2 separate regions of the Homo sapiens genome follow, and region 2 is linked to region 1. A link is an interaction called in ENCODE POLR2A ChIA-PET data of the cell type or tissue named here. Cell type or tissue: PC-9. All regions are shown on one strand. Links, peaks and the distances in the headings refer to the core of each region. The heading gives the core; the rest is flanking DNA.

Region 1 (8,331 bases), core at 34-8,033:
ATACTTTTGTTTTAGATATCTCCAAATGGAAGTGTGTAGCAGCAGTTGGAGATGTAGTCCACCAGCTCAGGAGACAGGTCAGGGTTGACCCAAGTTCAGATCCCAGTCTCATTCTCTCTATTGTCACCACCAGAGAGTCCACCTCCTTTCCCAGTTTCAGCTCTGACCAGAATTGTGAAATGCCATGGAGACCAAGGAAGGGGGATTAAGAAGAAAGGAAGGTGCTCACTGCTGCTGGAGAGACTGAGAGACAAGCTCAAGAAAGGGTCATGGGAATTGGTTCTCTCATGGGAGAGAACTTTTTTCTTCAAGAGATGTCATTTCAGGTTGTAGATTTGTGAGTGGGCGAGAAACAGACTGTAGAGAGTTTAGGAGTTAGTGGGTGCTGAGGAGAGAGGCAGTGGGTATGCACCATTTGGCAGGGAGAAGAACGTGCGTAGAAGGTAGCTACAAAGATGCTCAGAGGAGCTCAAAGCTCTGAGAATTTCTCAGTTGAAACTATTTTTCTTAAAGGTCACCATTTACCTCCTTCTTGCCAGATAACATCTTTCCTTTACCCTCAATTTGATTTCTTTGCAATATTTGACACAATTTATCTCTTACCCCTTCCTTTCCTTAAAACTCTCTTCTCCTGTGGCTTCTGTAATATGACAGGTACTGCCCAGATATCTTCCTACATGACTGACCACTAATTCTCTTTTTTTCCCCTTGCTGGTTCCTCTTCTCCTACTCATGTCTACAGATGTCTTCTAAAGCTCTGACCCTGGCCTTCTGCTCCCTCAGACAACCCATCTATCTAAGCTGATGACTCACACAACTTCATCCTTCCGCCGCCTGTAGGGCATCTTTACCAAACCAGTTTTCTTTTTTGACATTGTCTTTCTGAGAGGGGTCTTATTTCTTCCAGGTGTACAGACTGAGTGCTTTCAGACATCAGTTTGTTTCTTAGCCTCTTGGTACATCAAGTCTGTACTAAGTCTTGTCATCTCTTTCTTTGAAACATTTATGGGGTTCATCTGTACCCTCCATTTCTTTGCCACCACCATCAGTCATCTCTAGCCAACATTACTGTAGCTGGTTCCTGGAGAGTCTCCCTGACTCAGACTTAACCACTGAACCCCTATTTCTGCATAGAATAATCAGGTTAATGTTCTAAAATGACAATTTACTGTGTCATGCCTCTGTGCAAAAACATGTGATGGGCTCCCTATAGATCCTAGTACAACAGCTAAACTCTTCCACATGGCTTGCAAAGCAAAGAAACAAAGAATCAGAAATAGAAGGGATATTAGATACCACCTGGCCTAACTTCCCTTTTAATGCAGGAATTACTCACTATGCAGCATTCATCACAGATAATTTTCATGCTTCTCATTAGTATTGTCCCTAGATCATGGAGTCTTTCCTAATTTGGTCTCACTCTTTATATTTAACTTTTTTTTTTTTTTTTTTTTGAGACAGAGCCTTGCTTTGTCACCCAGGCTGGAGAGCAGTGGTGCCATCTCAGCTCTCGGCTCACTGCAACCTCCACCTCCCAGGTTCAAGTGATTCTCCTGCTTCAGCCACCTGAGTAGCTGGGATTATAGGCACATGCCACCATGCCTGGCTAATTTTTTGTAGTTTTGTTGGAGATGAGGTTTCACCATATTCGCCAGGCTGGTCTCGAACTCCTGACCTCAAGTGATCCACCTATCTCGGCCTCCCAAAATGCTGGGTTTACAAGCATGAGCCACTGCACTTGGCCTATATTTAACCTTCTTTGATACTACTCCCTCCATATTCCATTTCCTCCAATCAGGCTGGTTTCTTCTTAGCTCCCTCCTCTACCAGGTTTGTTCTTACTTCCGTATTTTTAGCCATCTGCTTTGCTGAATGCTCTCCCCTCCCCTTTCTGGTTCTCAAAATCCCACCTATCATTCTAAGCTTAGCCTAAATGTCATCTTTCATGACCCTTTTCCTGACTTCTTTTTCTTAAACCCTATTGCATTTACTGCTATGACATAGCTTCACACTTACTTGCCCTACATGTGCTAACTTTATACCCCCCCATCACCCCCAACAGAATATAAGCTACATGATGGGGACAAAACCCTATCTGAGACCTTGTATTACCCACAGGCTTACCTTGCACAGGATTAGGCATTGAGTAACTAGTCAATACTTAATGATTAATAATACATGGAGAACCTTCAGGCTGGAGAGGTGAGGTCACACAGTAAGTCAGTAACCAAGTTCATGATGAGAAATCACAGCCCCTGATTCCCTGTGCTACAGTTTTGACACATGTGAGCCAAGCCTGATGGGGATGCTTCAGGGAAGGGCCTAGGTCTGAGGCCAGAAAAGAGATTTTCTGGGCTTGAGAAGCAGGGTAGATTACCTCGGTAGTCCAGGGCAGGAGCCTGTGGGACCTCCTCTGCATATACTTCATTGTAGCTTTCATCCGGATAGTAGCCAGAACCTAGAATAAGGAAGACAATATCAAAATGGTGTCTTGATTTCTCACTCAATTCCTTCCCAACCTTCCCCCTCTCATCCAACTTTGTCACTTCCTTAGGACATGGCATTCCATGGGTGGGGAGCCAGGTGGATATTTAGTGGGGGAAATCCTGCATTGTAAGGCAGCAGAACTACTGTGGGTGAATCTCAGCACCTCAGTTGCATAGAGGGCAGGCTCATAGTTGTGGTGGCCAGTTACTGCGAGCACTGGAAGACTCCATCTAAAAGAAAAAAATTGAACCTGACCATACATCAATCCTGTCAATCTGGACTATAAATGACCCATTTCCTTGAAGCAACACATGAGTCTTGGTAAGACACTGGGGACTAATCTCTGAGAATGGACTGTGGTCCCTGATAGGAGGCAAAAACAGAACCTGTGTCTTCCCCCTAGTGACAGCCCTGCTTATGGTCCTCAAAAAAAAACAATTACTCAGGCTTCCACTAGCCCACAGGGCACAGGCCTTTTTGTCATCGGATTACCGGATTACCATTGCTGGGGGTGGCATGCCAAGGCCGAGAGGGATGACTTAAAAGGCAAGAGGAAATGAAAGCAGTTTTGTGAGCACTTTGCCCTGGTTTGGAGAACAGAGAAGGCAGAGTCCTTCGGATAAATTTCCTGTTTCTCTAATCAGAAGGAACTTTAACAGGGAGCTGCTGAGCTAGAGAACATTCCTAATCTATCTCCATCCAGTTAAGTGGCCCAGTCCCTAGTGGAGGCAGGTCTGCGGCTGTCTGGGAGACTAAACAGTATGTTCCACCAGACGGCAGGAAATCGGTCATGAATACGAACTAATTGGAAAACAACTTGGTCCTTTCCGGAGTGAAGTTTCCGGAAGCCCTCCTTCCAGCCTCCCTGAGCCCTAATGCATGCACAGGAATAGGGTAGCCAGCTGTTTTGGAGTCAAGAGACAATTCCCTATTTCCAGGAGAGGGTGTGCTTCCAGGACAGGGCTGGGTTTTAGTGCTGGAGCCCTTTGGCCTGTGTAAATACTCAGGCCACAAGCTCGCCTCCTCCTCTTGGGAAGAGGCACAGGGCCCCCTGCACTGAAGGGCGGAGCAGAGGGCCAGATGATGAAGCTCCTCCATTCCCCACAGGCCCAGACTAGGGGTGGGGGAGGTGAGGTATTGGGAAACCAGTCCAACTTGGTGAACAAGGGAATGAATCAATTGAAAGTTTGCCTTATGAAATCATGTCCTCGTTGGTTTGCCCTCATTCCAGAGGAAAGAGTTCATTTTTTCTTTTTCCCCTTTTTCTTTTTTTCTGTTTTCCCATTTCAGTTCTTCTTCTGGCTTCCGTTGATTTCTTCTCAGACCTCATCTCCCCTGCTCTCTTTTTTCCCATAATGGGAGGTTTCTTTGGTGGGTGCGGGGGAGTCGGGGGGCGGGTCATGGAATTTTTGTCAGCTGTTTCAGTTCAGTATTAGCCTCAAAGCTTTATAGGTCCTGTAAACAGGAGGCCAGATGTGGGTGATTCCCTAAAGTATTAGGTCTTCCTGCTCCGGTTACAGAGCCAGCTTTTGAAGACATGCTCAGCAGGGAGCAAAGGACTGTTTAACAGAAGAGAAAACAGGAGTGTCAGGAGTGTCAGAGCCCTGTGGCTTGGTAACAGTAACAACAACAAGAACAACTACGACAATGACTGCTAACATCTCTCAGCTCATATTCTGTGTTAAGCACATTACATATGTTAGTTCATTATGTCACCATAACATGTCAGCAGGGTAGGTACTACTAATGTGCTCCAATATAAAGCCGAAGAAACAGGCTTGAGGAACCAAGAGAACCAAGGTCTCCCAGCTAGTAAGCAGCAGAGTGGGCATTCCAGCCCAGGTCTGCTTGACCCCCTAGATACCAAACTCAGACACTCCACTGAAGATGGTGATTAGGGAAGAGCTTTTGATAATGTCCAACTGGGGTAAAAGTCCAAAATCTCTTTTGCAATCCAGCTTTTTTACTGTGTGTGTGGGATCGAAGGCCACCAAGCATTTTACATCATTCCAGAATTACAAGGGATGTAGGAAAACTGTGGGGAAGACTCAATAAGATAATTACAGTCTCCATCAGGGTGCGGAAGTAGCTGGACCAGTGCCAACTATGCTTTGTGTGGAGAAAGGGTTCAGACCATCTTGCCACTTTAAACCTTTCCATTTTCCCATTTCCCCTCTTTGCCTATCTTTGAGTTTTTTTTCTTTTTTGCAAATGGTGGAATACTAAGATGGGTATAAGAATGAAATTAAAGGGGAACATTTCCTACATTATTCTGTCTGCTTGTCCCTCTTCAGCCCTGGGGGAAGGACTTGGGGAGCATTCCTCAGTTCCTTTAGATCAATCAGTGCTTGGTTACTGTGTGGTCTGTTACTGGGTTCCTCCAACCTCCATAGTACAGTCAGGCCCTCTAAGCACTGCCCTTCACAAAAGTATAGTTAGACATGTAATTGATAGTTAAAAGACTATCTTAAGATTCATATTAATCCTTGGCTTATGATGACAAATACAGTCTGACTTTCTGGGCTGCACAGATATGCCAGAACACACTTTTAACCCATTCTTTGCTTTATTTATATTCTTAACTTTTCCCAGCCACTGCTGATTATTCCTGGACCCTTTTTCTGATTAGCCCTGGATCCACATTTGGCTGCTATTCTGTGCCATGCCCATTTGAAGACAAGGCTGTACAAGTAAACAAAACTGTCCTGGATGCATAAAGAGTCCTCAATAAATATTTGTTGAAGGAATGAATGAACAAAGGCATGAAGGCAAGCCCAACAGCTGAGCTAGCAGTGTAGGGGAAATGTCTCTCATCATGTGGCCTCCTAAGGATAGAAGAGGGAAGAATGAGTGGAATTGCAGGGCTGGCAGAGGCCTCACCAATCTGAGCTTCTCAGGAGTGGTGACTTGTGATTCACGTGGAAGTGGGGTGTTCCACCTTTGCAAATAGCCCTTTGAGAACCTCAACTGAATCTAACTTTTAAAAAACTGCTCTGTGCTCACGCCTCCAACAGCTCAGGCTTCTGTTTTGGGAAAGGTAAAGACCTTTGCATGCCATGAGGTTTCATACAGGTGTTCAGAATTGGGCTTCGAGCCATCTAATCTCCACTCCTTTAGTCCTGTGGTCTTTGGCTGGATTTTGGTCTCTGTAAATGAACTGAAGCAAGGGGAGGTTGGGGAGGACAGTTGCATATTTATCTCCTGGAGACTTGAGGCACCTTTAACCCCAAACAGGATATGCTCTGCCAAGGGCTTGACTTGAATTTTTTCATCTCAATGTCAGTCCTTGTGCTTCACCCCCTACAAAGCCAGGTTAAGCCAAAAAGGGGAAGAAGTTTGCATATTTGTTTGAAAGCTTGATGCAGCTGTTCCAGACAAACAGAGCTACTGCCAAAGGCCTCCACCAGGAGCTAAGGGCATGTGGAAAATTTTAGCTGCAGGGACTGTGGCTGTGATGGGAGCAGTTTGTTATTTACTCATCTCTGGATATTTTCCTAACCCCATTGGTTGGGTCTGTCTCCTTCCCCCACTACTCCCCACGGGCCCCTGTGAGGGCAGACACTGCAGGCCACAGAATATTCTTAGCACTTGGAATGCCAGCTGGGCCCCATATAAAACCTCTGTATGCCACTTCATTATCCTGCCCTCATCCCTTCCCCCTCCCCTTTCCCTCTTCTCACTGAGTTTGTTCTCTGGCTCTCTGGGTGAAGAGTGAAATATTCAGGAATCCAGAAATCTCCATCCCTTCTGAAGTAAAGAACAAATGAGAAGAAACTGGGAAATTCCTGATTAAAAGGATGTGATCTGTATTGCCACTAACAGCTTTGGCATAAAAGGGCTATAAAAAATCTCATTTTATAAATAAGATCAGAGAGGGTGGGAAGAAGTCTGATGGATTCTCATTTCACTTGAATAGATTGCCTGCCCCCCTTATTTTTTCCAAATGAGGTATGTGGTCTAAGTCCATTTTTGTGGTCTTGACAAGAGTATTTGACTCATAAAAGAATTAATATTAATAAAGATTTGACTCATAAAGGATTTCATGTTAGAAAATGGTTTTCAGGAAGCTAAGTGCACAAGCAGGTGAGACAATGGCCTCAAAGGTGATGTCCAACCTTCTCATGTTTGTACTAGTGTGGCCTATTTCACCTATTTCAAATAGCTCTTGTTAGGCTGCCTTAAAAGCCTCCCTTGGTAGTCTGTTGCCATGTTTAACCATCTTTATTGTCCTTTAATACTTCTCTGTATAGAAAATAAGTGTCTCTTTTTGTAGTCTAACTCTTCCTTCTCCAAGTCTTGGTCTAGGACCTATCCTTCCTGGAAATAATAGGCAACAGCTCCTAGAACTTACCTGCATACCATGTTGGTGTCACTGCCGGAGTTAGGAAGAACAGCAGAAAGAGAGCTCCTCTTTGAGTTAGCTGACTGGCCATCCTTGAAAGGGAGGATTATGGAGACAAGAAAAGATGTATATGGCCTGAAGTACCAGGGCAAAGGAAAGTGACTTTCAGAAGTCAGCCATCAATTAACTTCTAAAAGTGAGGGGAAGCAGAAATATGGGATCTGTGAGGAAGAAGAGAGATTTTATAATTAATGAATGCCTTTTATATTATCTCCCTCATAAGGATCTTTCATGTTATAGAATAACAAGACTCTGTTTGTTATTTATGGTCCCTTTTCCTCCCAGGAGGAGGAGGATGTAAAACAACCAATCTTCATCTGACTCTGGTGGGATCAGATGCAAATGCTTCATGGTCCAAGTTATAGAGAGGGACATTGAAGTACTGAGACCAGGAAAAGGCCAACATGAAGTTACACAGAACCAGGAGGGAACCTGGTGACCTAAAGGCTGCCATTAGGTTTCATTCATTCAACTAACATTTCCTAGCCACTAATCTGGGAAAGCGTTAGCATATGTGGTCTAAGAATTTGAACACTGAAGTTACACAGGTCTGGATGTGAATCCAATTCTGTCACCTATTAGCTATAGGGTCTTGGACAAATTTTTTAACTTCTCTAAGCCTCGGTTTCCTCATCTATAAAATGGGAATAATAATACTGTCTACCTCATGAATTGATTATTGTCTGTCATATAGGGAAGTAATTTATATATTAGACAATATTATTACCAACTTTGTATTGGACAGGACTGAATGTTTCCCTTCTCTAGTGTCCCAGGCAGTAACTGGACTCTGGCTCTGTTCTTAGCTTTGGGTTTTAAGGCTTGGTGGTTTGGTAGTGGCTTCTGGCTTTCAAGTCCAGCCTAACCCTCTAGTTTTACCTTGCTGAGCCAGCAGGAAGTCAGCGAGGTAGAGGAGGACCTGCTGAGGTACATGAGGAGAGGGTGAACAAGCTCCAATTGCCCTCTCACTTCCTCCCCTGTCCTCACCCTAATGGGACGAGAGTTTTGTGGTTCCCAGCGGGCAAATACTTTGTAAATGACAGTATTAAAACTTGCTGCCCATTGGTATAAATTGGCCACTGGGCATTTCAGCAAGCACCCATTCACTCACGGGCTTTCAATGAAATGCCATGCTCAGGGGAGGAGTCAGTCCTAGAAATAGAGAAACAAAAATGTGGTAGATTCTGGCCAGAGTCCCTAAGGGACATGCAAAGCCCAAGAAAGGGAAAAGTGTATTTTTTAGTTCATTGCTACTTGGCTTCAGATTTTGTCTAGAAAGTGACAGGGAAGCAGGACGGAGAAAAAGTGAGAGTAAACGAAGGAGGCAAGGGAAGTAGAAAGATGTGGGAAGGAAGGAAAGAAAATCTGACAGAGCTGAAGGAAAGAGATAGATAAACGCAGAAAGAGGCAACAAAAGGAGCAGAAAGAGGAGATTAAAGAGA
Region 2 (8,331 bases), core at 123-8,122, 280 kb before region 1:
AGCTACTCCCAGCAGGGCAAAGGAACGGGGAAATAAGAGACCAGAGGATTTAGTGACCTAAAGCGCCAGAGAATCCTAGGGCTGAAAATAGAGAAGTTGGTGGGTGAGGGTGATCAGATGACAGGAACTTTACAGGTCTATACCAGTCATGGGGGAGTCCAACAAAAGTACAGTAATAAGGGCTCTGCCCTCAAGGAGCCCGTGATAATTTAGTTGGGGAATAAAAATTAATATACTTGAAATAATTTTGGTGCTACACTCTGGTATAAACAAAAGAATGCTATAGAAATCCTTGAGAAGGGACAGATCATGTGGTCTGGGAACCTCTGTGAGCTGATGGCTGAATGAGACAGTGCTCATTCAGCCAGAGGAGTTTATGCCCCAGCTACAGTGGCCACAGCTTTTAGAGATGAGTGTGTCTGAGTCTTGCATGGTTTCAAGGAGGAAGTATGGGGGAGGAAGCGTCATCATCATCACCATTTGTCAATCACCATTGTCATCAACAAGTGCCACAATAAACAGTCATTGAGCATCCTTCCCTCACTAACTTTACATTTTTGGGGGGAGGCAGGACAAACACAGAAATAGTTGAAGGACTAGTATGAGAGAGCATGTGCCAGTAGCATGAAGAGAGAAAAATGAGGGTTGGGGAGGTGACAGAAGGCTTCTTGGAGGTGGGAGCACTTCGGCTGACCCTTGAAAGAAAGTTATGGTTTGGACTAATGGAGAAAAGGGTGAAGGGGGTTGTAAATCGCATCAACAAGGCAGAGGTGGGAGTGAGCAACGCAAATAGGAGAAGTGAGAAAACTGGCTGGCCTTGTGGAAGGAGTAGTGTGGGCAATAAAATCTGAGAGGGAAGTAGTGTGATGATTATATAGAGCCTTGAATGACAGACAGAAGGAGTCATTTTGGAACAAAGTAGGAAGGCATTGTAAATTTTTGTATTTGGGGAGAGACAAGGCCATGGAGAAGAAGGAGGAAAGGCTAAAAGGTAAACGTTGGGATTCTACATTCTTCTTCTTAGCTTTACTCTCCCATGTTTTTTTTTTTTTTTATTTTTAATTTTTATTTTTTTGAGATGGAGTTTCACTCTTGTCACCCAGGCTGGAGTGCAATGGTGCTATCTTGGCTCACTGCAACTTCTGCCTCCTGGGTTCAAGGGGTTGTCCTGCCTCAGCCTCCCGAGTAGCTGGGATTACAGGTGCCCACCACCACGCCCAGCTAATTTTTGAATTTTTAGTAGAGACAGGATTTCACCATGTTGGTCAGGCTGGTCTCAAACTCCTGATCTCAGGCCATTCACCCACCTTGGCCTCCCGAAATGCTGGGATTACAGGCATGAGCTACCGCGCCCGGCTGACTCTCTCATGTTTAGGGGGACCAACTCACCCTATCCCAGTGAAATGGGATTAATTGGTCACCTTGCCTGAGATTCACCTTGTGAACAGTTACCTAGAGCAGCCCCAAGAGGTTCTGCACCATATACTGGTGGTGGAGAACCTTGTCCCAGTTGGAATGTCCCAACTAATAAGAAAAAGAACACTCTCTGAAGTTGTTCTCAATAGTGTTGACCTCCTTCATGAAATGGAAAGGAGAAAGGAGCAGCCTCCTAGCCCAGCTGCTAGCATAGGTGCAGACCAAGATGCGGAGTCTGCTTCAGAAGGTGACAACCTTTAGATGTTGAATCTGTCCCTGAATCAGCCCTGGGGAAAGGAGGCAGCAATCATGGAAACCTTAAAAAAACAAAAAACAACATAATGACAGGACAACCTGGAGGCCATTATTTTGGTGGCTGCTACTTGGCCACTCCTCACATAGATTTGTTTTACTGACTTCCTGCAGCAAAAGGAGATTGGCACAGGCTCTGCTACATAATCATCATTATTATTATTATTATTATTATTATTATTATTATTATTAAGACGTAATCTTGCTCTGTTGCCCAGGCTGGAGTGCAGTGGCGTGATCTCAGCTCACTGCAACCTCTGCCGTCCGGGTTCAAGTTTTTCTCCTGCCTCAGCCTCCTGAGTAGCTGGGATTACAGTCACGCACCACCACGACCAGCTGATTTTTGTATTTTTAGTAGAGATGGGGTTTCACCACGTTGGCCAGGCTGGTTTCGAACTCCTGACCTCAAGTGATCTGCCTGCCTCAGCCTCCCAAAGTGCTGGGATTACAGGCGTGAACCACTGTGCCTGGCCTTCATCTATATTATTACCAGGAGGCAGATGTGTTCTCTTTTTCTCTGAGGTTTAGAATTATGCAAATGAAGATATGAAAACAAAAGCTCAGTGAGGTGGGGAGGATTACACTTAAGAATACAGGTAATTTTCAAAGCTCTTTAAGACACCCCTCTCAGTTTTTACTAACAGCTCTCTCTTGGCTCTTTGCCAGTCTGTTTAGAATTTGGCACCTCTTCATAACCTTTCAACCAAAGACCTGTAAGTTCATTCTAAAGCTCCTATCCTGGCCTCATTTTGCAAGTGGAGAAATCAAGGCATAAAATATGAGCTTTCAGTGTCTGTGGGCTGACCTTGAGTCTTGACCTTTATCCTGTTCTATCTTCCCTCCGCCGAAAACTCTGACCCTATTCCTCCCAGGTTCCCCCTTCATGATATTATCTGGAGGGCAATAGGACCTAGGGAGGTTCCACCCTGCGGCGGAGGGAGACACACCTGCCTAACAGCGTGGGTAGAGTGAGTGTTGAAGCAAGTCACTTAACTAGTTAGGGAGGGCGGGGTAGAAGTGGGGGCCTGCTGCTCCTAGGGAGGAGTAAAGCTGTGGCTCCTGCCTGGGTCTGGAGGTGGTGGTCAGAAGTGCTTCTGAAGAGCGGCCCAAGCCCCTTTTTGTCCCGCCACTCCACAACGAGCATCCCTCGGCTGGCCGCCTGCCCGGGAACTCTCCGGCTGGTTTTGTTTGGCCGCAGCCGTCCCGCCCATCTCGCCCGCCCCCGCCGTCCCGGTGCCTTAGTTTTTGAAGCTGCCGACCTCTCGCAGCTGGAATCGCAGACCAGGCAGGACCCTGGCAGCAGACGGCGTCCAAGAGTTTGGCGACCTCCGTCCAGCCAGGTTGGCGCCCCGCACATCGTGCCTCTCACTAGCAAAGTTTCTCCGAGGAGAAGCAGCCCCTCCAGCCTTTTCTTCATCCTGTAGAGCGAGCGCGCTCTGCTTCTGTCCCTCAACACTGCATTCGGAGACAGGGTGGTGACAATACTCCACTCCCGGGCCAGGCGGTCTTGGGGGCGGGGCTTGGGGGAATCCGAGGAGCTATCCTGAGAACCCTGGACTCGGCAAAGGTCCTGAGAGCGCGCAGGTGAGCGGGCCAGCTGATAGCTACAGCCTAGCAATAGCTAGGATACCTAGGCACTGAACTGAATCCCCTCTTCTGCCCTCCTTCTTCTGCGCCCGCTCTTCTGCCCTGGCTCAGCTCTCCGCTGACTTGAGAGGACACACTGGTCAGGACTCTTTGTGAGGAGCTGCTGAGTGTCGGTGCCCCCGACAGATCGGCTACACCCTGCCTGAGGGGCTGCGAAAGGAGCCGCCACGGAAGCCGCTGTTCTCATGACTCTTCACGTCCCTGGAGTTGGACTCTGGATGGGGCGCTGGGATGCTTGCTTTTGTCTTGTTCAAGTTTCACAGCAAGTATGTTGACGATTGGAATCGGGGCCAATCAAGAGTCAAGTTCAAAGTGGTACTCCTGGGCTTTCCATCCCAGACTCCAAGTCGAATCTGAGTCTAGAAGAGAGCGGTTTCTTGCTCTAACTAGTGAATCTCTGTTCCCAAACTGGACTTGACAGAGCTCTCCTCACCTATACTTGGACTGTAGCGGCCATAGGGTTCTCTTGGGGATGGGTGGGAGGGTGCTATGAACACAAGACCACAACATTCAGAAAGAACCTCGACAATGGACAGAGTTTATGAAATTCCTGAGGAGCCAAATGTGGATCCGGTTTCATCTCTGGAGGAAGATGTCATCCGTGGAGCCAACCCCCGATTTACTTTTCCATTTAGCATCCTTTTCTCCACCTTTTTGTACTGTGGGGAGGCTGCATCTGCTTTGTACATGGTTAGAATCTATCGAAAGAATAGTGAAACTTACTGGATGACATACACCTTTTCTTTCTTTATGTTTTCATCCATTATGGTCCAGTTGACCCTCATTTTTGTCCACAGAGATCTAGCCAAAGATAAACCGCTATCATTATTTATGCATCTAATCCTCTTGGGACCTGTTATCAGGTGAGCAACTTTTAAATCTTTTCCTTACCCCCCTAACCCCACCCCAGACTTGGGCAGAGAAAGATGAAAGATTTACAAGATGGATACTATGGCTCTAATCAATTCTCTCATTTCCTCCCACTCTCGGCTTCCCTGTCTACCATTCAGAAAACTTACCTGAAATCTTAAATGCCACCATGATGAACATGTGGTATGTACTTGTGTTCCAAAACAATGAACGATGCTATTTGGCCTGTGTAAACTAGAATGGGAACAACAAGACGTGATCACCCTGTGCATGAAGGCCATAGCTGCAGAGTGTGTAATTTTATTTAAAAAATTTTTTTTTTCTGAGACAAGGTCTTGCTCTGCCTCCCAGGCTACAGTGCAGTGGTGCGATCATGGCTCACTGCAGCCTTGATCTCCTGGGATCAAGCGAACCTCCCACCTCAGCCTCCAAGTAGCTGGGACCAAAGGAATGTGTCACCATGCCTGGTTAATTAAAAAAAAATTTTTATAGGCCGGGTGTGGTGGCTCATGCCTGTAATCCCAGCACTTTGGGAGGCTGAGGCGGGTGGATCACCTGAGGTCAGGAGTTCAAGACCAGCTGGCCAACATGGTGAAACCCCTGTCTCTACTAAAAATCAGCTGGGTGTGGTGGCGCATATCTGTAATCCCAGCTACTCTGGTGGCTGAGGCAGGAGAATCACTTGAACCCGGAAGGTAGAGGTTGCAGTGAGCCAAGATCGGTGCCACTGCACTCCAGCCTGGGCGATAGAGTGAGACTCCATCTCAAAAAAAAAAAAATTTTTTTTGTAGAGACGGGATCTCGTTATGTAGACTGGGCTCAAGTGATCTTCCTGCCTCAGCCTCCCAAAGTGAGCCACCGCGCCTGGTCTGAGTGTGTAATTTTGACTCTACCTTTTGGATGCTTTGTAAATTGGATAAAAGTTTCTTTACCCTGAGCTGCTTGGGCTGGTGCTACTGCCATTTTCAAATTTTCCAGAGTAATGTGACATCTGGAAACTATTTTAAACCATCTGTGGTAATCTGTACCCCAACCCAATATAGTTCAGTTCTCTGTCGGTTTATCAGTTTCCTATTTATCTCTTTGTATATTTCTGCAATAAAGATACGAAGTTGGGAGGGGGCAAAGGAAGGCAGTTCATCTCTCTATGTGGATGCAGTAGCACAATTTAATAGTATCAAGTATTTCCATTCAGATTGCCTTGAAGTGGAAAGAATGCACTTAATCCTAGCGAGATAGGCACCTGTGTCAACAGTCTCATCTGGATGCTATGGGGTTTTCAAGGTAGAGAGATGTTGCAAAACTTATGAGTTCAGGAGTAAGGAATGGACCAAGTTTGTCTTGATTGCAAGAGAGGCAGACAACTGCAGTCAGCCGAGGAATATGGGTCAGAGTGTTGCAATGGGAAGATACCTCATCATTAGACAACTAAAAAGTCTGTGAAACTAATTAAGGATGGAACTCACTCCTTTATAAAATTTCATATCTGTACACATGTATAATTTTTATTTGTCACTTATACCTCAATAAGGCCAAAAAAATTTTTTATCAATAAATTTTTAAGTGGGGAGGAATCGATTAGGCTCTATCAGAGAGAATATGGGATATCAATGGAAACAGTGGCCTGAAATTTGGAGTCTAGTCTTCCCCCTGTCATTGACTGGTTGTGTGTTCTTGGTAAAATCTCTGAAGATGGCTTCACAGGAAGGCATATAGAGTTCCCTCATCTGTAAAGCAAATGGGTTAGTCTAAATCATGGGTCTCAAACTCAAACACTTGCAGGGACCAGGCAGGTATCATAAATGAATGAAGCAGGCCTAGTATAAGAAAAAACAGTAGCCTTGTGTGAGATGATAAATGAAAACAAAGTCTCAGAGAAATACTGAGGAGTAGTGAGTACCATGGTAATCTGAAATCTTCATGACCTGCCTGAAGGAGGTAGCCCCTCTAGAGCCCTGGCGCATTGTTTCCATGTTGGAATTCAGACCCAGTATTGCCAGATCCACTAACTTTTCGGGAGATGCTCCCAAGACAGGATTTTTATATGAAATGTCATGATTTTAAATTTTCACAGCTGACTAAAACAATAACAACAACAACACAGGATGGACCAAACCATATCTGTTGGTCAGATATAACTCAGCTGGCCTATATGCATCTTTGGACTGGGTGATGTAAAGGTCCTTTACGGTTCTAAATCTTTGAAGTTAAGCTGTAAAAGGAAGACCTCATCTTGACCTTGAAACCAAGAAATTTAAAGTTGTGACTACAGGAGCAAATAAACCATTCATCCCTCCTTTTTCAAATACAATATATTGAGTTAACCAATCGAAAACTCTCAAGATACAAATTTCAGAAAGTACCCAGCTGCACCCTCCCCTCTTTTTGACTTCCTTTGTTTGCTTTGTGAACCCTCTGTGTAGAGTGTTGAGTACTGTTTTTCATTTTTGTTGTTTAGCTTCCACTAGAAATGATTGGGAAGCATTTATAACCTCAGGCAGCTTAGCCCACAGCAGAGAAAAGATAAAAACTCATAAATTATACTCTGGATTCGCTTATTTTCAAGGCCAATTACTTGTTAGATAGGTAGGAACTTGATTAGTGTTATCAGGCACATGAAGGTGCTTGTAGAGTCTGGGTGCCTTACATGAAATGCAAGCATACTTCCGAAATGAAAATGTACTCTAATTTATTGAAGCTTATAAATGGACAAACACCCTTACTTAAACCAGAAAATAGCCCTGAGAATAGAAACAGAACATTTATGTAAATGTAAACGGAACATTTCATGCCACCACCTTCTCCAATACTGTTCTCCAATTTAGCAATAGTACTGATGGGTTGGGGTTAAAATCTAAAATTTTTCATTGAAAATGCACTTATGCAGAACAAGAATAGGAAAAAAGTGTTGCTTTTTCTTCTCTGTTCTTTCTTTGCATCTTTTTCTTTCCCAGGTCTTAGAGTTTGTCCCTAGAAGGTGACAATTTCAAACTACATGCTTCAGAGTGGTACACATGCATCAGTCTTAGGGTGATCTATGGAGACTGGCAGCCAGCATATGTTCCAAATTTTCCTATCAGGAACTAAAGGCTAGAGAGCATATCAACCTCTGGGCTTGTCTTTGGTCTACTTTTCTGTTAAATTTCATTGCTGTTATTATTATCCTCTCCTCCCATAATTGCTTACCCTGTATTATTTTCTTCCTTCTTATTCTTTCATTTACTCAGCAAATATTTCTCAAATACCTACTAAGTGATAAGAGCTGTAAACAAGATAAATACAACCCTTGACCTCAGTCTCTTGGGCAAGACGTGTTAATGTCCACTACAAATGTTCTTACTAGTCATAAGTAGTCCACAGTTTTTATTCATTAAAGGTGAGTGGCGAAGTGGTAACTCAGGTGTTCCAGAACAAGATGTTCTAGTTGCTTCTCTTCCACTTACCACATCAGAACTGCTAAAGACTTCTGATTTGTATGGGGGAGGTGGGAGGGGCAGAGCAGGAAATGTCATCTTACCCTTATTCCAAGGATGATAGGCTTTCATAAGGATGTTTTTCTCTTCGTAAAGAAAGAATCCAGTTTAAAAGGCTTTTGTCCACAAACAGGACAAGAGGCACAAAAAGTAACTATTACAGTGATCTTTCGAGGGCCTAGTTATGTAGTTCATTCAGGTTTGAGTTGTCGTCTTTTAAGTACTTTTGTTGCTTTGATGGCTTCCTGTGTATATGAGATATTTTTTTTCCTCTGATCTGTCCCAAGACTTTTTGGCTGAGATATGGTTGTGAGCCCTTTCTTGAAAAAGCAGAATCTGGCCAGGCGCAGTGGCTCATGCCTGTAATCTCAGCACTTTGGGAAGCTGAGGTGGGTGGATCACCTGAGGTCAGGAGTTCAAGACCAGCCTGGCCAACATGGTGAAAACCCGTCTCTACTAAAAATACAAAAAAAAAAAAAAAAAACCTTAGCCGGACATGGTGGCACATGCCTGTAATCCCAGCTACTCAGGAGGCTGAGGCAGGAGAATCGCTTGAACCCAGGAGGCAGAGGTTACAGTGAGCTGAGATCGCGCCAGTGCACTCCAGCCTGGG

The links. ChIA-PET counts read pairs that join two places held together with the same protein. Peaks named below come from ENCODE experiments on the same cell type or tissue, not always from the same donor. Only the 100,000 strongest peaks of a DNase experiment are listed, where the experiment ranks them.
Region 2: POLR2A ChIA-PET joins it to region 1 with 9 read pairs; 1 of 35 experiments calls an interaction of 5 or more read pairs at or near these places.

Annotation. Positions count from the first base shown.
Region 1 is chrX:100,644,912-100,653,242 of GRCh38, reverse strand. It overlaps SRPX2 (sushi repeat containing protein X-linked 2), which reads right to left. Exons shown (of 11, transcript NM_014467.3): 2 at 6,839-7,050; 3 at 2,378-2,458. The coding sequence starts at 6,920. Among named protein-coding and RNA genes, the nearest start is that of SRPX2, 4.9 kb to the right of the region's middle. RefSeq lists a silencer at 3,097-3,391 and an enhancer at 5,757-6,051. In PC-9, for the core only: no CTCF peak of the experiment used is centred there; DNase peaks (open chromatin) are centred at 3,012, 3,602, 4,092 and 7,932; H3K4me3 peaks cover 4,746 bases; H3K27ac peaks cover 5,668 bases.
Region 2 is chrX:100,923,877-100,932,207 of GRCh38, reverse strand. It overlaps XKRX (XK related X-linked), which reads left to right and starts at 3,291. Exons shown (of 3, transcript NM_212559.3): 1 at 3,291-4,238. The coding sequence starts at 3,904. RefSeq lists enhancers at 2,645-2,694, 3,888-5,087. In PC-9, for the core only: no CTCF peak of the experiment used is centred there; DNase peaks (open chromatin) are centred at 2,687, 3,237 and 5,527; H3K4me3 peaks cover 2,516 bases; H3K27ac peaks cover 494 bases.